3 separate regions of the Homo sapiens genome follow, and regions 1 and 2 are each linked to region 3. Evidence: chromatin loops called from intact Hi-C (ENCODE). Cell type or tissue: mammary epithelial cell. All regions are shown on one strand.

Region 1 (8,000 bases), 430 kb after region 3:
ACTATCATGAGAATAGCATGGGAAAGACCTGCCCCTCGTGATTCAATTACATCCCACTGGATCCCTCCCACAACATGTGGGAATTGTGGGAGCTACAATTCAAGATGAGATTTGGGTGGGGACACAGCCAAACCATATCAGTTGAGCACTTGAGATTGAATCTGCATATGCTTGTTTGGTTAACTGAAGTCTGGATTCAATGTCGGCCTACAGTCATTCAAGTTGGGATGCCAGAAATTTCCTGGCTGGAGTGCAGTGGTGCAATCATAGCTCACTGCAGCCTTGACCTCCTGGGCTCAAGTGATCTTCCTGCCTCAGCCTCCTGGGTAGCTAGGACTACAGGCACGTGCCACCACACCTGGCTATTTTTTTGTTTTGTTTTGTTTTGTTTTGTTTTGTTGGTAGAGACAGGGTCTTTCTATGCTGCCCATGCTGGTTTCAAACTCCTGGCCACAAGCAATTCTTCTGTTTCAGCCTCCCAAAGTGCTGGGATTACAGGCATGAGTCAGCATGCTTGGCCTCACCTGTTTTTGTAAATAAAATTTTGTGGAAGACAGCTATGCTCATTTATGTTCTATATATGGCTACAACAGCAGAATTGAATAATTGCTACAGAGTTATGTGTAAAATATTTATTGCCTGTCCCTTTATAGAAAAAGTGGGTGAACTCCTGCTATAGAAGAAGTACAAAGGTTTAGGGAGATGGAAATATTGGTGTGGATTTGCTTGACACGTCAAAATACTCAACAGTCACCCATCAAGTTAACAATTAGTCAAATAAATGATATTCTATCCTCCTGCCCCAAATCTATCTTTGTAGAGCAGGAAAGATTTCTTTTCTTACCTATCACTAGGTTCATGGCTGAGCCCCCTACAACAAAGGACAGGTTACCAAGAAAAAGTGTACAAATTGGCCAGGCATGGTGGCTCACACCTGTAATCCCAGCACTTTGGGAGGCCGAGGCGGGCGGATCACGAGGTCAGGAGATTGAGACTATCCTGGCTAACACAGTGAAACCCCGTCTCTACTAAAAATACAAAAAATTAGCCGGGCGTGGTGGTGGGTGCCTGTAGTCCCAGCTACTCGGGAGGCTGAGGCAGGAGAACAGCGTGAACCCAGGAGGCAGAGCTTGCAGTGAGCTGAGACTGTGCCACTGCACTCCAGCCTGGGCGACAGAGCAAGACTCCATCTCAAAAAAAAAAAAAAAAAGGAAAACTGTACAAATTAATTTAAGTTTTATGGTCGGGTGCAGTGGCTCACGCCTATAATCCTAGCACTTTGGGGGGCTGAGGCGGGTGGATCACTTGAGGTCAGGAGTTCAGGACCAGCCTGGCCAACATGATGAAACCTCGTCTGTACTAAAAATACAAAAAAATTAGCTAGGCCTGGTGGCGGGCGCCTGTAATTCCAATTACTCGGGAGGCTGAGGCAGGAGAATTACTTGAATCCAGGAGGTAGAGGTTGCAGTGAGCCGAGATCGCGTCATTGCACTACAGCCTGGGCGACAGAGTGAGACTCTGTCTCAGAAAGAAAAAAAAAAGGAGACAGTGGTGCAGTTATAGCTCACTGCAGCCTTAAACTCCTGGGCTCAAGTGATCCTCCTGCCTTGGCCTCCCGAAATGCTGGGATTACAGGCATGAACCACCATGCCCAGCCTTAATTTTAAAATGTTAATCTAACTTTAAATTACTTGGGTAAACTGTACTTGGTTATTGTGTTAGGGTTCTCCAGACAAACAGAACCAATAGAATTGGCTTATGAGGTTAGGGAGGCTGAGAAGTCCTATGATATGCCATCTGTAGGCTGGAAAACCAGGACAGTAGATGGTGTGGTGTAGTTCAATCTAAGTCTGAAGGCCCAAGAAACTGAAGCTCTAACATACATCACAGGGTGGAAGATGATGTCCCAGCTCTAGAAGATAGAGGGGATTTGCCCTTCATCTTTTTGTTCTATCCTGGCCGTCAACAGATTGGATGATGCCTGCCCACACTGATGAGGGCACATCTCCTTTACTCAATCTACTGATTCAGATGCTAATCTCTTCTGGAAATACCCTCACAGACATACCCAGAAATAATGTTTTACCGCCTATCTGGGAATCCCTTAGCCCAATCATTTGACACACTATATTAACCATCACCGTAATAATGCATTATCCTTCTTACACATTGCTAGCATTGACCTGCTAATATTCCCTTAGGGATTTTTGAATCTTTGTTCATGAGACAATAGCTTAGTTTTAGTTTTTTTTTGGTGGGGGTGGGGGTGGGGGTGAGGGTGAGGGTGAGGGATGGGATTATACATATTCCAATTTTTTTCTTTCCTTTTTTGTTGAGATGGAGTCTTGTTCTGTCACCCAGACCCACGCAGTGGCATGATATCAGCTCACTGCAAACTCCGCTTCCTAGGTTCAAGCGATTCTTGTGCCTCAGCCTCCCAAGTAGCTGGGATTACAGGTGTGTGCCACCATGCCTGGCTAATTTTCATATTTTTAGTAGAGATGGGGTTTCGCCATGTTGGCCAAGCTGGTCCTGAACTCTTGACCTCAAGTGATCCACATGCCTTGGCCTCCCAAAGTGCTGGGATTACAGGCATGAGCCGCCGTGCCCAGCCCCAATTTATTTTTTATTGTCCGTAGGATCTTAAATCATAAATTTCTCCCACTCTTTTCCCCTTTCACTTCACTATTCAGTCTCCGGACATTTTTATACTCTTCTCAAGAGACAATGCCTTCCTGAGACTGCCACATCGAATCCTGCACACTAAGTCCATTTTTAATATACAGTACTCTGATCCACTCACATTCTTTCACTTTTCATTACTTTTGCACTTAGGATGGCCTTTCTCTTTCTGGGAGTCTCTTTTTAAAAAACTCAATGTTAGGCCCTCCATTTCCCTACTCCCTGCTTTCTTGGACCCACCTTCCTTTCTGCAGAGGTTTACTGTTGAAACTTGAGATAGCTCTGCTGGAATTTGGCTTTTTTGTATTTTTAATTTGAAGTCTGTACTGTTTGTCTTCTAGATATCTCGAAGGCATAGGGTTTTGAGGCTGTATTTATTCTTCTTGTTCATCTGTATGGTTTTTTAAGAGGACATGTGGAAAGATTTGAAGTTAGGTAACTGTCCTTATCTTAGGCTCCCTGTAAGTATTCATCCATCCATTTGGAATTTTTTTTTTTAACCATTCATCCATTGATTTTCCAATTCCCCAAATTGTATCATCTTCTCTCCTGTTTTCTTTGTCCTTATAGGTTTATGCCTTTAAAAAAATCCCTTCATTGGCCAGGCATGGTGGCTCATTCCTGTAATCCCAGCATTTTGGGAGGCCGAAGCAGGCAGATCACCTGAGGCCAGGAGTTCAAGACCAGCCTGGCCAACATGGTGAAACTCTGTCTCTGCTAAAAAAAAAAACCAAAAAACCCCCAAAAAAACAAAAAGTCTGTCCTGCATACACACGGGGTTCACAACCCATGAATACTGTATTTTCTTTTATTTTTGGGGGACAGGGTCTTGCTCTGTCACTTAGGCTGAGTGCAGTGGTGTGATCACACAGCTGGACTTCCTAGGCTTAAGCCTCTCAAGTAGCTGGGACTACAGCTATGCACCACTGTGCCTAGCTAATTTTTGACTTTTTTGTAGAGAAAGAGTCTATGTTTCCCAGGTCAAATACTGTATTTTAGATCTGTATTTGGTTGAAAAAAAATCTGCATATAAGTGGACCTGTACAGTTCAAACCCAAGTTGTTCAAGGATCAACTGTATATGGTAAGAAAATATAAGCTCCAGTATCATTGTGTGAAACAAACAGATTTATTTGATGCTTGGAATGGTGTTATGAACTTGTTTTACAAAAGCAAGGCAGTCTTAATGAAGCACGTAACTAACATGGCTTTGATTGTCCAGTGACTGAGAATCTTACCAGATGAATTAACGCAGGAAGTTTCCAATTCTAATGAAGTGTCTTCAATAAAGTGTAGTATAGTGAATGGATGGTGCTAGTAGGTAAAGGTTCATGTTCATCTCTGTTGTTTTGTTATTCTGGATCTAGAGACAAAAGTACAAACAAGAACCTGGAACAGAGTTTGGCTTCTGTCTTATTATGGATTAGATTCTATTAACCTTGACAAAACCAGAAGGATTAGGTCAACATTTAGATTGTCAAAGTTGACTGGATAAAAGGTTTATTTTATTTTTAGAGACAGAGTCTTGTTCTGTTGCCCAGACTGGAGTACAGTGGTGTGATCATTGTTCACTGCAGCCTCAAACTCCTGGCCTCAAGTGATCCTCCTGCCTTGGCCTCCCAAAGTGCTAGGATTAGAGGCGTGAGCCACCACGACTGGCCCTAGAGATTATAATTATGAAAGAATGTAGGTTTAAAAAATTCAACCTAATATATTATTTGGTTAACTACAAACAGAGATTTATGGCATATAATCATTTGCTAAGGGAAAAACTAAAACAATGTTTGTTTTGAGACAGGGTATTTCTCTGTTACCCAGGTTGGAGTGCAGTGGTGTGATCTTGGCTCAGTGTAGCCTCCACCTGCTGGGCTCAAGCTAGAACTACAGGTGCATGCCACAATGCCTGGCTAATTTTTAAATTTTTTTAGAGACAGGGTCTCTTTATATTGCCCAGACTGGTCTTGAACTCCTGGGCTCAAGCTATTCTCCAGCCTTGGTCTCCCAAAGTGCTATGATTACAGGCATGAGCCACTGTGCCTAGCCTGTAACAATGTTTTTGAGGTAGCTCTAAAGTGAAAGGCAGAATATCTGTTGTTACATATGACAAAAAATAGTCAATTGACATGTATCTTGTGCACACAGGACTACAGAAGAAATTCTGCTCATATGAGAAAGAAACATTGATCAATTTTCTAATTAACAAATACTGTATTCAATCTCTTGTCTACCCAAATAACTTAGCCAAGGATAAGTTCTAATCAGACTCTATGAACTGAGAATTACAAATCAACTGAAGAAAGTAACATCACTTTTTTTATTTGATTCAAACCCATTTTCATATACAAAGCTAATTTATTATGTACAAAATAAATGGACATTCTTAAAAAGTATTAGAATACAAATTTCCAAGGGCCTAAAATAAGTGCAAAATTTTCAATTATCTTTAATCATGCTATACAGAAACAAATCAAGTATTAGCTCATATACACACAATGAATTTTTTAAAAATAGCACTTAATGTAATAAAACAAAACATACATCTTATATATTTAATTTTAAAAGGATGAGGAAGGAAAGAATGTATTGCACCAAACTAACAGTAACTTAACTACAATGAGAATAATCAAAATTATTTATACATCTTTATTAAAAATTGCTCAGCTTTAAAATGTTTTTGGGGGGCATACAAATATCCACTGAGTCACAGTTTGCACAGTCAATAATTAGATATAAATAAGGCATAATATTTTCTTTTTCATGGTCAATTCCAGTAGAATAAGTGAGAAGGAACATTTTAAGATAAATACACAACTTTCTGAATTCCTTCAATATTTAAGTAGCAGCACAATTTCCAAGTACTTTCAAAAAACAAGTCATTCTGAATTTTTAGTTATTACGCTCTGAATTGACTATGTGCATATACATGCATTCAAGTCACTGTCACTCTCTATAACACTGAAATGCTATTGGAGTCCCAGAAAAACTGACAAAAGAGATGAATTAAATATGTTTCATATTTTTATGCCTCAGTAGATTCATTTTTATAGCAATGAATCTGAGAGAAATGGCTATCTAGCCAGATATGATTACTTTTTGCTATATTTTTTGCTCCAAGTCTATAAAAGCAAACAACTGGAGGAATGAAAGCCATACCTGTTAAGAGTTTCTAAATGGAACCAACCAGCCACATAGTTTTCTAAGAAGTTTTCTTATATAAAGCTACTTATAAAATAAGCAGTTTGCCACAAAAAAAGTTTGGTGATGTTCATCAATCACAGTCTTTGAGAGCAGCAAAAAGCAGAATAGGAAAAAAACAGTTTAAAATATAAAAGATCTTTAATAGTAAGATCTACTATAACATGCCATAGTTTTGGAAGAAAAATAGAAATTATTATCATTAAATTGCTAAAAAGTCATCTAAGAAAATCAAAATTCCAAAATTCCAAAAGAATTATTCTTTCCAAAGGAAAAAATAAAGTTATCCTCTTTAATCCCTATATACAAAACAGACGCTGACAGTTTTTCAATTAAGTCTGACTACTGATATCCTACCAGAACCACTTCTTAAAGTGTTTAGTGATTAATATAACTTTCACATTCTGAAGAGTAAAACAATTATGTCGTATACAGACAAGTATCTTTTTCCTTCAAAATAAAGAGAAGCATTTATGAATTTGTAGGTTCATCCCACTAAATTGTAAAACATGTTGCTTAGTGTCAGAATATGTTACCAAAAGAAGACAACCCAAAATAGCATTTTAATGTTGACTAGTACACTGATTACCACAGAATTGCTAGTTTTAATACATCTTAAGTTGAAATATTACCAAAATAAAAATTTTAAAGGTCCAATTGGAATAGGACTTCTTTTAAAAAGTAGCTGAATTGATAAATTTTTAAAAATCCCACCTAAATCCTAATTTTTCTTCATCTTACATTACAATGCTACATTGTAACAGCATTACAAGCCGCTAATCACTCTGTACACTGAAAAATAATTATAAATTAATTTAAATAATGAGACAGCCATTACATAAGTGGAAACACAGACACACATATACCCCTCCACTAACAGTCAAGTTTGAAAAATGAATGGGTAATTTTTTAAATGACAAAATTGTGTTATTACTATTATTGTTATATTTGCAAAATATGTTTCCAAGGAAACATGAAAACCGTACCATGAAAAACAAATATTGAATTAGTAGCTTTCTATTTGTTCTTTTCCTTCTGAATTTTCAGTTCATAAGATTATGGGCATTAAGACAAAGGTAAATATTGTTGAATGTGCCCTTTTACTTATCACTAAAGCCACTGGCTTTACAGGTCCAAATCCTGCAATGTGTTTAGAAATCACTCACGTGTGACAAAGATCAATGAGATAATCACCAAACGAAGGAGATGTGTCTGATGAATTACTATAATCAAATAAGTATCTGATAATACAGCCACTATTAAATGAGATTTTTATACAGAAGAAAATCACGTAACTCCTATACTCTAGGATGGCCTTACATTTCTTAACACAGAAAACTGAATTATTTCCTATTTGGAATTAAACATCTTAAATGTTAATGCGTTCTTCTCTGTTATACCTATAAAAAATTAAAGATTATTTCCATACAGAGGCTGTACCTGCAAAAGTCATTGGAAGTAGTAGATAATTTACCCAATGCTTTTTAATTAGGAAAATTCTATTGATTACAAGCTTCAAGGCTCTAAGAGATCTACTTTTATGTTTTAAATTTAGCATGTTAGTCATGTTTTTTTCTTCTTTAAAATGTTGCCTAATTCAAGTTTGCAAAACGTTCACTGAAAGTCACCAGGAACTAATATTAGCAAACAGATGTACTTTTCTGGAGGCAAATATTAGTTATAATTTTCAAATGTGAACAGTCTAAAGAGAGTTCATGATAAAAATAACTCAATTGAAAGGAGATTTTGTTGTTTTTGTGGCAGGCAAAACAAAGATAATAAAGCCATTCCAAGCAAATTTTAGACAAAATGTCCCTCAGGATAATGATTAAGCCTATTTTCAAATAAGTCTGAATATTGGATCTGGTATATAAAGATAAATGGACAAATTTCTATGCAGAAAAATTTTTAGGATATAACATAATAATCCTCAGACATAATTTTTTAATACCAAGAATATCAAGCAAAGAGATTCATGAAGTCCAAAGCAGTGCCTACATATCTGTATATTTATAAACTCCACAGAGAAGTCTGATCTGTAATATCCATTAAGAACCACTGGCCTAGAAACTGCCAGATTTAAATTTAAAAAAATGTATTTTTGGAGACAGGGTCTAACTCTGC
Region 2 (8,000 bases), 73 kb after region 3:
CAATGAACTTTGTTCCATGCTACTGAACCGCACAATCTACTACTTAAATCGACTGGTTTTTTTTTTCAAGGCACTACTACCATGCTTGCAGCTCTCCAACATACTTTCTTTAGGTCAAATTTATTCTGATTAGAGGATGTCCAGACAGGACTAGGAAGCTTTTGGCATTGAATTTCTACCTTGGCAAGAAACCAGAGTAAGAAAGTCCTCCTCAGCCAATGAGGACCAAGCCCATCCAAAGCAAACAGTTCCCATAACTGTTTACAGTAGAACAAACTTCTTCCTTTAGACAGGACGAATGTGGAAAATCACCCAGCTAGACATTGCTTGTTATTTTAACACTTTTGAAATTCAGAGAGGAGAGAGATCTAGCCCTCTAGTCAAAAGATCTAACTCTCTTCAAGAGGGAAGTGCGCAAATTTGGAAGCCCATCAAGTATCCTATCAGAGGCTATAAAGATTTCACTGTTTCTGTAACAGCCCCTTTTTATATAATCACTTAAACTGTGATTATGTTTAATATCTCTACCTAAATAGCACCTCCTGGCCCGGCTTTGAAATTCTCCTTGCTTTTCTGTGATACTACCCAGAGGAATTTCATAATTTGCCTGTGTTCCTCTGGCTTGGCATTGGCAAAACCAGCAAGACCATGGTGAGTTGCCTCCTATTCATTGGTTTCCACTGCTGGATTATCCTAGTTTTATTAGTTATAAATAAAGACTATTACGTTATTGCTGAAATATTCTGAGACAACCAGTAATGTATGCTAAATTATTTAAGAAAACATTTGTGGCTGGGCACGGTGGCTCACGCCTGTAATCCCAACACTTTGGGAGGCTGAAGCGGGCAGATCACGAGGTCAGGAGATTGAGACCATCCTGGCCAAGATGGTGACTCCCCGTCTCTACTAAAAATACAAAAATTAGCTGGGTGTGGTGGCACGTGCCTGTAATCTCAGCTAGTCAGGAGGCTGAGGCAGGAGAATTGCTTGAACCAGGGAGTCGGAGGTTGCAGTAAGCCCAGATCGCGCCACTGCACTCCAGCCTGGTGACAGAGCGAGACTCCGTCTCAAAAAAAAGCGAAAGAAAAGAAAAAGAAAAAAGAAAATATTTGCAAGTATTCACAGACCGAAGTCTGAAATGTGGTGAGCCAAAACAAGACATCTGGATGATATGCAAGTTAGTTGACAGTTTTATGAACCACAGGGTAGGGTCAGGTTAAGGACTATGGCATACGCCAGTACATGAATGATTTGAATGAAGCTACATGGATTTGAACTGTTGTTGTTGTTTTCTAGTTTCCCAAGTATCAGGAATCCCTGATGCAACCTTGACTGAGCCTTTACTATTTTAAATTCTGAAATGACTAGCCCAATTAAAATAATTGACAGTATTAAATGTATTGGGAATAGCAAAACAATATTCAATACTTATTTATAATTCAATTCAATTTATAATTTCTGGACCTGTTCCAGAATTGAAAAAGACAGTATACAAAGAGAAAAATTACCCACTTCAATCTCCATGTTGCTACATTATTAAAAGGGAGTGGGTTGGGGGGATGGGGCGGGCAGCATGAAACAGCAATCTTTAAGAGGGTTTTACTTATTCAGGTTTAAAATAAGGTAGGCATTCATTCAGATGCCTTACAGGGGTTAATTCATGATTACTTGAGATCCTGACAGCTAACGATCCAGGAAAAAGGAAGGATCATGGGAACCCCTGGCTTTACCCTTCTGTGTGTTCAGCTAAGAATGAGAAGGCCCTTTGGCATCATGTGCCTTTCTTTGCCCCGAAAAGCTGAGAGTAGACATCAGCTCTGCTGTCAGATTGGCTAATGAATGTGCTGGCATGCGCCAGTGGCAGCTGCACGTGCTTCCAGAAAACTCTCCTCCCCACAAATCAGCCTTTGTATTCCTAATCCTGGGAATCAGGGTGCCATGCATGGAACTACAGCCGCTGCTATATCAGTCTAGGAAATAAACAGCACTAACTCCAGGCCACAGAGCTGTCAATCTGTTTATAATTCCAAAAAGCCCTAAAAATGCTAATATATACCTTTTTAGATGTCTTTTACATAAGGATTGGTTGAAATGTAAAAAATGTACTTTACTCAGATGTTGCTGCTCTATTCTTTTTAAAGTAAAGAAGATAAATTGTAAAGAGCCTTGGCTATTTTTTTTAAATAGAATTTTTAGTTTCTTTTTGTTGTTGTGTTTTTATTTGTTTGTTTGTTTGAGACAGAGTCTCACTCTTTTGCCCAGGCTGGAGTGAACTGGCACGATCTTGGCTCACTGCAACCTCCGCCCCAGGGGTTCAAGTGATTCTCCTGCCTGAGCCTCCCGAGTAGCCGAGATTATAGGCATCCACCACCATGCCTGGCTAATTTTTGTATTTTCAGTAGAGACAGGATTTCGCCATGTTGGCCAGGATGGTCTCAAACTCCTGACCTCAGGTGATCCACCTGCCTCAGCCTCCCAAAATGCTGGGATCACAGGCATGAGCCACCACACCCAGCCTGGGAATTTTTAGTTTCAAACAGAGGGGAAGCATTAAAAAAAAAAGTTTACATAAATGCTAGATTATTTACCATTACAAACAGAATTGCAGGCATATGCAATGAGTAGTTAATACTCTAATGTCTATTATTGGCATGCTTTTATTTTGTTTTGTTAAAACAGTCCATACTTGTCTCTATTCACTATTGAAGGAAATAAAAATATTTCACCCCAGAATATATTTATTTGACATACTTTGTGATGGCTCTTCAGAGGGCCTGCAAAGAGAAGTAGCCCTGGAAAGCTGTCTATTGTCAGGAAAATATGCATCTGGAAGCTATACATTGCTGCAGCCAGGCTTTCTCTGAGACTTTCCCTTGGCTGGATCTAGGAAAGATTAACTGGAAGTCTGACACCTTCAAAGGTCTGAAGGAATCATTTACCTTCTATTCTCTCTGAGGGCTGCTACCCGGCAGGCAAGACTACCTTTGCTAGCCAGGCCTCCTCTTCTCCCTCTCCCATAACCTGTTTTGTCACCATAAACTGTTTTGTCACAATCCAAGCCCCCCCCTTCTTTGTGTAAGCTCAAGATGGCTTATAAGCTTCTGAACCCCACTGAGGGATCAGGGTAATCACTCTGCGGTTCTTGTCTGTGTACACATTAATACATTTATATGCCTTTTCTCCAATTAATCTGCTTTTGTGAGTTGATTTTTCAGCCAACCTTCAGAGGGCAAAGGGGAAGCTTTCCCTTGGCCCCTACACTGCCACTTCATACCCTTATTTATAGAGCACTGTCATAATCATTCTATTAATCATATGATTAGTACAAGTCTTCGACACTGTACATGATATTTTTAGACAATGCTGAACAGTGATTGCAATCTTTTAGTAATTTCATAAATGTAGAGACCTCAGCTTTCTCTCTTGGGCTACATTAAATACATTCACCACATCAAACCAGAGCCACAAATTTCAGTTTGAGTCAGTTGTGTTTGTTTTCTGTTTATTTATAAACCCTGCCTCTTCCCAGAAAGGATTTGAGGCTGTTCTTACAGTTGGTTAGTCACACCAGTCCTTCTGAGACCAACTGTTGGTAGAAACCAGTATTTCTGGTTCCTTACTGCCTGTGGAACCTACGAGTGCTGATTCATAGCAATCAGGGACCTGTGCAGACTGGCTCAGATAACCACCAGTAGAACTGGCCATGCTGGCTTGCTTCATCAGCCAAGAGAAGTGCCAGCCAAGGTCCTGAACTCTACAAAGCCTATGTCTTTCTTATCAGTATAGAATAGGCAATCACTTCCAACTCTATCTCTTACTCTACTAGGAAAAAATATACCCAACTTAAGAAGAATTTCTCAAAGACATCATGTCCTGGGCTCTGACTGTCAAATGTCAACATCGTCAACATAATCACACTGCTGCCAACTCATGGGATACATATGTGTGTTCTGTCATCAGTGTACTTTCTTCTCATACAGACAGCTTTCCAAATCTAGCCTTCCTATTCACATATTTATACTGTTCATTAGGAGCCAGAGATTTTCAAGGGAATACCCTGCTAAATGGCTGGATGGGTGATCAATGTTTTGATAGCCCAGAGACACAATGTTCCTTCTGCGTTATGAACTTGTCACCCCTCATTTAACTCTGGACAGTTCTTATATAAGGGCTTTCAGAGGCAGGGAGAAAGATCTGATTCCACAGAAACTGGGGTTGATGATCCAAGTGGCAATTTTCTCCCTTGAGTAAGAATTAAATCAACACACTAGTTGAAACATGACCAGTCCTGGCAAATTTTGATTTTCTAAAAACACACCATTGCTTGAAACCAACACCAGAGTAGTTTCAAGGTTTTCAAGGAAAACTCTTCCCCTCAAAATGATATTATTTCTTTTCTTCCATCAGAAAGTCTTTCATGAAAGAAAGCAACTCCATGTTCCCAGATCTAGTACAATATCTAGTACATAACTCATAGTGGTATCAATAAATGTTAAAGGAATGGATGAATGAAAGAATTCATGAATAAATGAGTCTCCTCCTCTTTAACTCCCCCCGCCCCTGCTTTTATCTCCAATCTCTTGAACAACGCTTCTTTAACTCTAAATACCTCAAACTGTTAATCCACCAGGTAAAGGCTTTTATAGAAGAGTTGTCAAATTGAAAGAGTGAAAACATCTTCAGGAATAAGATAAAGTCAAACTGTCTCACTGTAATCCCTAACAGTGTTGGAACATTCCACTTTCAGTGTTAATTTCAATAAATAAAAATAATTATCTAATTTTATCTCAATGATGTTTCCATTGTTTATTTTTTTACATATAGTATCCATGTGGAGTGTTTACTCTTACATATATCAGGGATTGTTTATCTAATTATCTGATCTCTATCAGCACTTAAGGTTGTAAAAAAAAAATAGTGTAGCAATATTGTCTATCTACATGTCTTCAATCCAAAGAAGAAAAATAGTCTTAAAATAGAAGACAGTATTTACAATGGTGGTGAACTTCAATAAACAGATTATATATTCTCTCTGTGTATTTATTCCTACCCAAAAGATCTCTCTCTATCCCCACAGGACTGATTTGAGGTCAAAAGGGGGCATGCATGCAAATGGCTTTGAGAGGTACAAAGCAATACAGAAATAAAATATATCGTGGGCATGTCGCTAGTTCCAACTACTAGCAGGCTGAGACAGGAGGACTGCTTGAGTCCAAGAGTTGGAGGCTAGCCTGGGAAACATAGCAAAATCCTGTCACTAAAAAATAATAACTTTTAAAAAAAGAAATAAAATATATTATTGTTGCAATCTTCTTTTGTTTCCATAATCATCAGCTAGTTAATTCTACTGAAGAAGGCAAGAGGAAGGTTTGTCATACAATTTTGTAGCGATAGTCCCATTGTTTCATCTGTAACCACTCAAAAACACCATCAAAGACAAATGCTTGGAGTCCAAAGAGAAGTGACACCAACCCAAATGCCCATCAATGATAGACTGGATAAAGAATGTGGTATATGCCATGGAATACTATGCAGCCATAAAAAGGAATGAGATCATATCCTTTGCAGGGACATGGATGAAGCTGGAAGCCATCATCCTCAGCAAACTGACACAGGAACAGAAAACCAAACACCGCATGTTCTCACTCATAAGTGGGAGTTGAACAATGAGAATACATGGACAGAGAGAGGAGAACAGCACACATCAGGGTCTGTTGAGGGATAGCGGGTGAGGGGTGAGGGGAGGGAACTTAGAGGACAGGTCAATAGATGCAGCAAATCACCATGGCACGTGTATACCTATGTAACAAACTTGCGCGTTCTGCACATGTATCCCTTTTTTTTGTTTCAGAAGAACTAAAGAAAAAAAAGAAAGACAAAAATTTTTTAAAAAAGAGAAGTGTACAAGTCAGGAGGAGAAATTGGCACTCCAAGACAGAAAAATCAATGACTAAAGTAGCTTCATACTAAACCCTTTGAAGTGGAATCTTCTCTGCTATGTTTCCTGATCTACTCCAGACATCCACCACTTCTGGTGCCTAGTGATACCTGGTTGCTATTCCCTTGTATTAAAAAGTGTGAATAGCAAGTGTGAAGACCAGCCACTCCATTATCTCAAAGAAGGGTTTACATTAGCATGTGTGAGAAAGACTCAGGTAACCTCCCCAAATGGCAAGTGTGTGTGTGTGTGTGTGTGTGTGTGTGTGTGTGTGTGTGTGTGTTTGAGACAGAGTTTCACCCTCTCGCCCAGGCAGGAGTGCAATGGCACCATCTCGGCTCACTGCAACCTACGCCTCCCAGGTTCATGTGATTCTCCTGCCTCAGCCTCCTAGGTAGCTGGGATTACAGGCACACACCACCACACCCGGCTAATGTTTTGTATTTTTAGTAGAGACGGGGTTTCACTATGTTGGCCAGACTGGTCTCGAACTCCTGACCGCATGAACCGCCCACCTTGGCCTCCCAAACTGCTGTAATTACAGGCGTGAACCCGGCCGGCAATGTTTTAATGCTTAATCCATTATGGAATAATTTTCTCTTGCTGTTGCATTATTTCCCTGACATTAAAGCACAGAGCAGTTGTCCTAACAGGAAAAACTGTGATCTTTGTGTCATTTGTTTTGTATACTTCAGCAAATGTTTAATAATTAATCTAGTTTTTACCCCTATCAATCGCTCTCTTATCAATCTCCTTCTAATCACTAAATCCCATTTTCTTCTGTCCTCATCCTCCTTCGAGCTTTCAATTGCAGTCCTCAGTGTTGCTCAACTTCTTCCTGAAATCCTCTCTTAAATGCTACACTGCACTGCACGCTCCAGTTTCTCCTACTACTCAAACCATTAATTCAGGATCTTATCACTTCCCCTTCTTTCTCCTGTGCTCTAAAATTGGGTTTTCCCTAAAGGTTTCCAGTGCTCTTTTTCTCTCTATGTAGTTTTTCTTGGTGATCTCACCCCTTCCACAACTTCTACTATTATCCCTGCATGTCTATCCACATTCCCAGTCTCAAATTCTCTCTAGACAAGATTTCACCTACCTCCAAGACGTTATACCCACCATATTTCACTGAAATCCCAAACTTGACGCATTCACAGGCAAACATGCTCTTCCTCCCAACTTCCCTATTTCCATGAATGGGGCCACCATCTTCCCAGCACCCAGATTTTTGAAGACACACACCTATTTCCTCCATTTAACATTTCCTGGACATTCTTCTGCTTCAAGTCCCCATGGTGTATGGCCTGCAGGCTCACTTATGGTGTGGAACATATCTACCTGGCATGGCACATAGCCTCCCTTGTAATCCAGTCAACTGCCTTTATCTTATGTTCCCTACCAGATATAAGCTCCTTAAGAAAAAGACTATGCTCTACTCAATTTCGTACACCCTGCAGAGTCTAGCTCAGAGTCTCATACATGGTACGTATATTTAGTTAAAAAGGTAAAAGTAAGCATTATTTGATATATTTATTCACATCTCCCACTATCGTTTGCCATCTACAATCAGCAACACTGAGCTAAAAATTATACGTCACCTCAATACTCTGGGGAAAACAACCAAAGAAACATTCTAAGTAATACTATAACATGCGGAGTGCTCGCTACACTGAATTTATTGTGTGTGTGTGTGGCCCACATTTTCAGTCATTGGTACCACATGAAAAAAAAATCTATATTTGGAAGGGACACAAATGTGTGGGGAAAAATTCATGTCTCGTGTAAAAGCTATTCCCTTGGTTTGCTTCCTCAGTAGTGGAATCCCTTCTCAAGTTCCTTATAATCTGCTTGTCCTGTTATTACTCCCACACTTGGTTATGGAAGCTCTGTGTTGGTAAAAGCTACGTTCAAAACACTGCAACTTTAATTCAGTGAAAGCATGCACCTCTGAGGATGAATCATCATTGCAATTGTGCACCCGCTCCTGCTTTCGCTGATCGCTTCACCAGCCTGGGGTTGGTGTTGCCTGGACTTAACTAAGCACACGCAACAATTTTTGAGT
Region 3 (8,000 bases):
AATTTTTGTATTTTTAGTAGAGACGGGGTTTCACCATGTTACCCAGGCTGATCTCAAGCTCCTGACCTCAAGTGATCCACCTGCCTTCGTCTCCCAAAGTGCTGGGATTACAGGCATGAGCCACTGCCTCGGCCTGACTCCTCTCTTTCTTTCGCACTCCACGTTCAGTCCAGCAGCAAAGCATGTCAACTCTGTCTTCAAAATACATCCAGAGTCTGACCACCTCTCATCACTGTCACTGCTATTATCCTGGTGCAGACCACCATGAGCTCTCATTTCAATGATCAAAATAGCCTCCTACCCACTTTCCCACCCACCATGTCTTCCACACGATAGCCAAAAACGTACGCCTGATCATGTCATTCCTCTGCTCAAAATCCTCCAGTAGATTCCTCTTACTCAGAATAAGAGCCAAATTCTCACCTCAGTCTGTAAGGACCCACATGATTTCCCTGCACCCTCATCTTATCACCTTCCAGTGCTTTCTTGGCTCACTTTGATCCAGCCAGGAAGATAATGGTCTTCCTGCTGCTCTTGAATGTGCCCACTGTGCTGCCTCCTCAGGGTCTTTGCCTGTGATGTTCTTCAGCCTGGAGTACAGTTGCCACAGACACCCACATGGCTCACCAGTTCCCTGTTCAAATGTCGCCTTATCAGAAATTTTTCCCCACCTACCAGTTATGAATTAGCACTTGTGGCTCCCTCCCCACTTCATTACTCTCGATTCCCTCCTTATTTGGCATGTTATATATTCATTTGTATATTGTTTGTCATTTGCCCTTCCCACTAAAATTTAAGATCAGCGACAGCAGAAACTGATCTGTCTTGTTCACTGTTTTATCCTCAGAAACTAGAATATAGATTAGGTAGATGGTAGACCTTCAACAAATAATTTGAATAAAGTAGCTATGCCCTACCCACACTGCACGTAAGCATTAGGCACAGGCTTATTCTGAATGAAATTTGTTGTGTTTTATTCATTCCTTCTTTTTGATTCATTTCTCCAAACTACCCAGGATTTACATTTGCCTATGATACTAAGAAACTTGAGGAAAATGAATGCTGTAGTATTTAAAAAGGATCAACTTTAGATATTTGCTTTAAGAAAAAGGGAAATAAAGTTTCCAGCCAAATTCCTAAATTAATGTGCATGATAATAAAATAAACTTGCCTAATCTTCCTGGAATCACTTGGGTAATTCCGAACACGGAGCGATAATACCACAAGCTTCTCTAAATGCAAGGCAGACACTTGCAAACCTGAGCTTTTAATACCAAACAAGTGCCAACTTTTTTTTTTTTTTTTTTTTTTGATATGGAGTCTCATTCTGTCGCCCAGGCTGGAGTGTAGTGGCGCGATCTCAGCTCACTGCGTGCTCCGCCTCCCGGGTTCACGCCATTCTCCTGCCTCAGCCTCCTGAGCAGCTGGGACCACAGGCACCTGCCACCACGCCCGGCTAATTTTTTGCATTTTTAGTAGAGATGGGATTTCACCGCGCTAGCAAGGATGGTCTTGATCTCCTGACCTCGTGATCTACCTGCCTTGGCCTCCCAAATTGCTGGGATTACAGGCCTGAGCCACTGTGCCCAGCCCTACAAGTGCTAACTTTTAAGTATATATATAATGTTATTCTCCGCATATCCACACCTCTACATCATCAAACTATAAGAACCCACTGACATTCTGGCACATTATCCAGGCTTCACCAAGCAACCTCATGTCCATACGTCTCCCAGAGCAGCCAACTCTAAGTGGCACTAACTGGAAAAGCAGCCTCGCATTGTCATCCCACAAGGAGAAGGGCAAAGCTCTGCTTTCAGATGCCAGTGTAGGGCCACTGGGCAAGGACCCTCCGATGCTGTTCCAATTTTTTCATTCTGTTCTTCCTTTTTTTTTTTAGACAGCGTCTCACTCTGTTGCTCAGGCTGGAATGCAGTGGTGTGATCTCAGCTAGCTGCAACCTCTGCCTCCCCAGTTCAAGAGATTCTCCTGCCTCAGCCTCCTGAGTAGCTGGGACTACAGGCCTATGCCCCGCTAATTTTTGTAATTTTAGTAGAGACGGGGTTTCACCGTATTAGTCAGGCTAGTCTCGAACTCCTGACCTCAAGTGATCCGCCCACCTTGGTCTCCCAAAGTGCTGGGATTACAGGCATGAGCCACTGCGCCCGGCCTCATTCTGCTCTTCTTTTTATTGTGATTTACTCTTCAGGTATATAAGACAGTGGTTTTCCAGCAGTATGCTATGGCACTCCATTTGTTTGGTAAAATAAATTTTGTAAAATCTATTTTTGCTGCAACTGAGTATACATATGGTTACACTGAGGTCTATCAAGATGCATTCTGCAAAAAGTAAAAGTTGTGGCGTAATGACAGATTGCAGCAAAGAACAATTACATGTTTTCCAAAACATGGAAACACTGTTCCCCAAACATAAAAGAAAACATCTTGGGAGGCCGAGGTGGACAGATCACGAGGTCAGGAGATCGAGACCATCCTGGCTAACATGGTGAAACCCCGTCTCTACTAAAAATACAAAAAATTAGCCAGGCGTGGTGGTGGGCGCCTGTAGTCCCAGCTACTTGGGAGGCTGAGGCAGGAGAATGGCGTGAACCTGGGAGGCAGAGCTTGCAGTGAGTTGAGATCACGCCACTGCACTCCAGCCTGGGCAACAGAGCGAGACTCTGTCTAAAAAAAAAAAAAAAAAAATGAAGACATCAAGGTAAAGGCAGTAAACTGAGCAGTCCTCAAACCTAGATGTGGCGTGGAAAGGGAAGCATAAGAGCTGTACCTTTGCTGTATGTACTTGTATGGATACCATAAGATACTGTTTTATCATATATCATACTGAACATGGTGGTGTAGTTTCAATTCCTTTAAGCCCCTATGTGTGTTGCCAATACTTACAGCACTTGAAAGTGTGCTACAAACACAGGAGATTGCGAGCCTCTAGTATGGCAGAAAGCTTTATACTTGTATGGAAGACCAGAGGAATATATACAGATTTATTCTGATTTAGGTTACCTAAGGGAACTCCCTCACACAGAATATGGAATTAGGGGAAGGCCTAATTTTTTTTTTTTTTTTGAAACAGACTCTTGCTCTATCACCCTAGGCTGGAGTGCAGTGCGCGATCTTGGCTCACTGAAACCTCTGCCTCCCAGGTTCAAGCCACCACACCCAGCTAATTTTTTTGTATTTTTAGTGGGGATGGGGTTTCACCATGTTGGCCAGGCTGGTTTCGAACTCCTGACCTCAAGTGATACACCCGCCTTGGCCTCCCAAAGTGCTAGGATTACAGGTGTGAGCCACCACGCCCAGCCAGGGAAAGCTTAATTTAAGGATGGACTCCGTATTCCACAGACAATTTTCAGAAATAAGTAGTCAAAGAAAATTAGACCAACCTGAAATCTGATGTCTCTATCAGAGGACATTCAATAATCTCGGGAATTATCTTTAGTTTGTGCTTTGAGATGTAACTATCCCTCAGGATTCCAAAAATAAAAGTCAATGGCTATCACAGTGCTTGAAACTCCTAAAAGTGTTACTCCTCCTTCTGCCTCTCTGTCTTTCAACTATGTTTCACCGGAGCATTTATTTTCCTCTGAAGGTTTGTGTCTGAACCAAAGGAAAATGCTGGGACCTCTTTTGGAGAAGTTTTGGCTTCAGTAAATTTTATAAGATAAACAAAAGTGAGACCTTCCCATCTCTGTCAATCATATTCATTCAAAATAACAGCACTCTCCAGGACCGGGGGTTGTGGGGAGGGAAAATGCTGGGGAGAAGGTAATGTCATGAATTGTTCCCCTGCAGCTGGTATTTCTCAGTAACAACTGTACATACAAAACAAAAGATCTCTTCAGAAAGCCAGGGACAGACAGAGAGGCCAATAAGAAGAGATCATTATAATCATATTTTAGAGATCAAACAGCTTGAATTACATTTGCTTGAGCCCAGTTAGGTTTCCTGGTTGTTTCAAATAGAACATAGCAATTTAGTGTACCCTAACATAAGAATATAATATAATGGCAAACATACATAATATTATCTCCAGGCATCTACCATGTAGCAGGTTTGTTATCTTCTACTTCTCTTCCACAGTGCTGGGGATAAAAGATAAAAGATATTCTAACACAGGGAGGCAGTATAGCACAGTGGTTAAGAGCATAGGCTTGGCATCGCATCAGGATAGAGTCCCAGCTTTGCCTCTTACTACTATGTTACCTTGGGCAAGTTTCTTAACCTCCCCAAAGGCTCAATTTCCTCAACTGCTAAACAGAAGTTGGGATTTATCTACTTGGTGGTTATGGTAAGAATTGAGAGAGAGAACTCATGTAAAACATTGAGCACAGTACCTGGCCTGCAGAGAGGACTTAGTAAATGTTTGCATTTAGAGTCAATAAATGTCTGAATACACAAATACTTTGTTTTTCCCTAGACCTCTCATTTTCTATCCTCATTCTACCCCCAATCTAAGCAAAAAGGAGGGAAGTATTTGGAAGTCATTGCAGCATGTTCGTCATGTCATATTGCTAAAAAGGAATGAGATAACTAACTTGCTAGGCTTGGTTTTGCTGTTGGATCAAAGGCCTGCTACACAGCTGTGCTCCTGCAAAGGACTGTTCCCTTCTCTCCTTCTAGCGTGTCCCCTTTACAGCTGCAGGACTCCAGTACACAGCAGCCACCATGACTGTTCATGGGGAGATGAGTATCACGTGTAAGCAATCAGTTGGCTCCCATCCAGGAAGTAAGGCTTACAAAACATTTATCCAGACACTAGTCTTCTGGGACAAAAGTCCACAGTGCTATCCACAGGCAGGTATTGGGAGTCGGACCAGGAGGCTTCCGGGAAAACAGTCTTGTCCTTTTTTATTAAATAGACAAAAATATGAAATGTGCCTAGCTTTAGAGCTTGGCCAGTTCTCTAAGATGTTTCCTTAACTGTCTATAACTTCTTCAAAACAACATTAAGAATGACCACACACTGGGGCTGGGCGCGGTGGCTCACGCCTGTAATCCCAGCACTTTGGGAGGCCGAGGCAGGCAGATCATGAGGTTAGGAGATGGAGACCATCCTGGCCAACATGGTGAAACTCCGTCTCTACTAAAAATACAAAAATTAGCTGGGTTTGGTGGCACACACCTGTAATCCCAACTACTCGGGAGGCTGAGGCAGGAGAATAGCTTGAAGCCAGGAGGCAGAGATTGCAGTGAGCCAAGATCGTGCCACTGCACTCCAGCCTGGCAACAGAGCGAGACTTGGTCTCAAAAAAAAAAAAAAAAAGGAATGACCACACACCACATAACCAGACCAAAAAAAAAAAAAAAAAGAGGAACTCTATTTCAGTCCACATGAACGATGAAATCAAGGAGGAATTTTACAATTACAGGTTTCCTTTGACAAAGGGGTTTTACGACTGCTTTGGCCTCAGAAGTGGGTGGTGCTTTCATTTGCAATGCCTTAAAAACTAAATGTTCACACCAGGGATAAGAAATCTGGTCACATGGAAAATCCAACTGCTGCTTCTAATGAGATGCTGTTAAAACCACATTTTAAAAATGCTTCCTAAAAGCATACAGAATGCATAAACATGAAGGTATTTGCCTGTGTCCAAAATTACAGAAGGGCTAAACAACACTGAGTTTCACTGGCCCAAAGCCAAGTGAAGCACTTCACCCTGACAGAAATTATAGTGCCGTCATTGTGTTGCAATAACCCTCTATAAAATGGAGCATTGTGTTTCTGCTGAGTCTTGAACAGAAAATGAATCAGGATCTGGCATCCTTAGAGGAATGGGGAGAAGTGTATTTTTGCTTACAGAGAAGAGGATATTCACTAAGTTCCACGAAGTAAATGTTTTGCTCATCTTTTTAAAAATTCTGCCTTTCAAAAGGAGCTATCTTTGACCCACATTTGAAAATGCTTATTATGTTCAGAAGATGTTGCCATCTTTTGCTCTATAAACTTTTAAAAAAGCACTTGCTGTTTGGTTTTGGAGTTGTGCTTTTTGTTGTTGTTGTTGTTGTTTTTGAAATGGAGTCTCACTCTGTCACCCAGGCTGGAGGGCAATGGCAAAATTTCAGCTCACTGCAACCTCTGCCTCCCAGGTTCAAGCAGTTCTCCTGCCTCAGCCTCCTGAGTAGCTGGCACTGTAGGCACACGCCACCACACCCAGCTAATTTTTTTGTATTTTTGGCAAAGATGAGGTTTCTCCATATTGCCCAGGCTGGTCTGGAATTCCTGAGCTCAAGCAATTCTCCCACCTCAGTGTCTCAAAGTGTTGGGATTACAGGCGTGAGCCACTGCACCTGGCCGTTCCCACGTTTTTAAGACTCAACTGTTACATGGAAAATAAGCTCAGGTACATATGCTCAAGTGCAGAAAGGTAAGCCTGGTAAAAACTAATAATAACCCTAGTGCAAAAAGACTCAAGTAGGCTGTCATTATGAAAAGTTGGTTGCTAGTTAGAAAAGAACAAAGGTCACTGTAGTTCAACTTTTACATTTTTATTTTTGTTTTTTTATTCCCTGGAATTGTATAATGTGGTGCTTTAGGCTAGATAGGGCCTACAGTTATTTTTTTTTTACCCTAATAAAACACTCTTATGGTTACTACTACCTAGCCCAATCCTACTCTTCCCCTATTTCAATACTCCAAGCATTTGTTTTGAAAACGTCATAAAAATCTAATTTTTATCAACTGACATATGTTCCAAATTGATTTTACTGAGAGCCTAAGCCCCTAATCTCTATTAACTTTTAGGTTCTTTTTGCCTTCAACCCAGAAGTTGTTGTGTCCACTAGAATGGAAGGCAAGAAATAGCCAATGACATATATACATGCATACATATATATATATATATATATTAGGATATCTGTACCTTTGAGGAAACAGCAATCGTTATAGCTATCCTTCATCAAGTATTATAGTAGGCACCTTGCTAAAGGCTTTAAAATGTGATCTCCTTTAATCCATACAACACTTTTTGAAGTAGAATCTATTATCTTCATTTTACAGAAGAGAAAACTAGGACTTAAGCAACTTGCCCAGGTTCATAGATCTAACAAATCAGAGAGCCAAGAGTGAAATCAGGCCAAATTAACATCCATTACACAATGCTGTCTCCCAAGCTCCAAGTCTGTTTACCCTGGGCAAATATTACACTTATATTTCAAAAGCAAAGGGAAGAGAGGGAAGTGGATGCTTCTAAATGCAGGAGAAGCAAATGGAAAATTTTGTGGCTATTTATTCATCCACAAAGTTTATTAAGGGACAAACACACTGTATGAGATCGTTGCAGGATTGCAGCGCAGTTCCTGTCTTCAGAGAGCTAACATTAACTGGAAAGACACCTAAGAATATAAGTCAAAATTTTAAAAGTGCTCCAATAGAGGTATACCCAAAGTATTGTGTGTAGGGGCATAAAGAAAAAAGAGATTTTTTCTGACTACTTGACAAACAGTTGGATAGACTCGTTTTGCCTTCTGATCATTACTACCACATTCATTTAACCTACTCATTAAGAACATTTGACACCTGTTTGCCAAAATTAATGCATAGTAATTCTGAATATTTGAAGACTTTCAAGTCAGTGAACTGAAAAATCTCCTTCTATACTCTCAGATATTATTAGTAGCAATGAAAGCTGGTAAAATATATATATTACATATATACATGTATATAAATATTTATATATAAAATAAGGTTTTAGAAAGCAAGCCAGTTTTGGAAAAGCAAATCAGTAACATGAATCAGACTCCTAGGAATTTATCTACTTTACTGATAAGCTCTTGGGGTAAAGTGTTAACTCAGCCCTTGCTTATTTAATAATAAACTGGAAATAACCTAATGTCCATCAGTTGGGGATTAATTAAATTCTGGCACATCCATACAATGGGTTGCTCTGCAGTTGCCAAAAAGAATTTAACACTCATTAAAGGAAAGAAAATCTCCATGGCAGATTGTTGAATAAAAGCAAACTACAAAAGAATATGATATCATT

What was found. Hi-C counts contacts between places; a loop is a spot of excess contacts. Peaks named below come from ENCODE experiments on the same cell type or tissue, not always from the same donor. Only the 100,000 strongest peaks of a DNase experiment are listed, where the experiment ranks them.
Region 1: a loop joins it to region 3, with 26 times the contacts of the local background. A loop is called at or near these places in 10 of 110 quality-filtered maps.
Region 2: it touches region 3 in a loop (3-fold over the local background); 8 of 110 quality-filtered maps call a loop at or near these places.

What each region holds. Positions count from the first base shown.
Region 1 is chr2:203,222,167-203,230,166 of GRCh38, reverse strand. NBEAL1 (neurobeachin like 1) reads right to left here. Exons shown (of 56, transcript NM_001378026.1): 56 at 4,973-8,000. Among named protein-coding and RNA genes, the nearest start is that of CYP20A1, 13 kb to the left of the region's middle. In mammary epithelial cell, a CTCF peak has its summit at 4,542 (motif pointing left); no DNase peak of the experiment used is centred here.
Region 2 is chr2:203,574,897-203,582,896 of GRCh38, reverse strand. No RefSeq gene overlaps it. Among named protein-coding and RNA genes, the nearest start is that of RAPH1, 44 kb to the right of the region's middle. In mammary epithelial cell, no CTCF peak of the experiment used is centred here; a DNase peak (open chromatin) is centred at 3,616; H3K27ac peaks cover 1,636 bases.
Region 3 is chr2:203,647,663-203,655,662 of GRCh38, reverse strand. No RefSeq gene overlaps it. Among named protein-coding and RNA genes, the nearest start is that of CD28, 55 kb to the left of the region's middle. In mammary epithelial cell, a CTCF peak has its summit at 4,138; DNase peaks (open chromatin) are centred at 4,162 and 5,702; H3K27ac peaks cover 2,052 bases.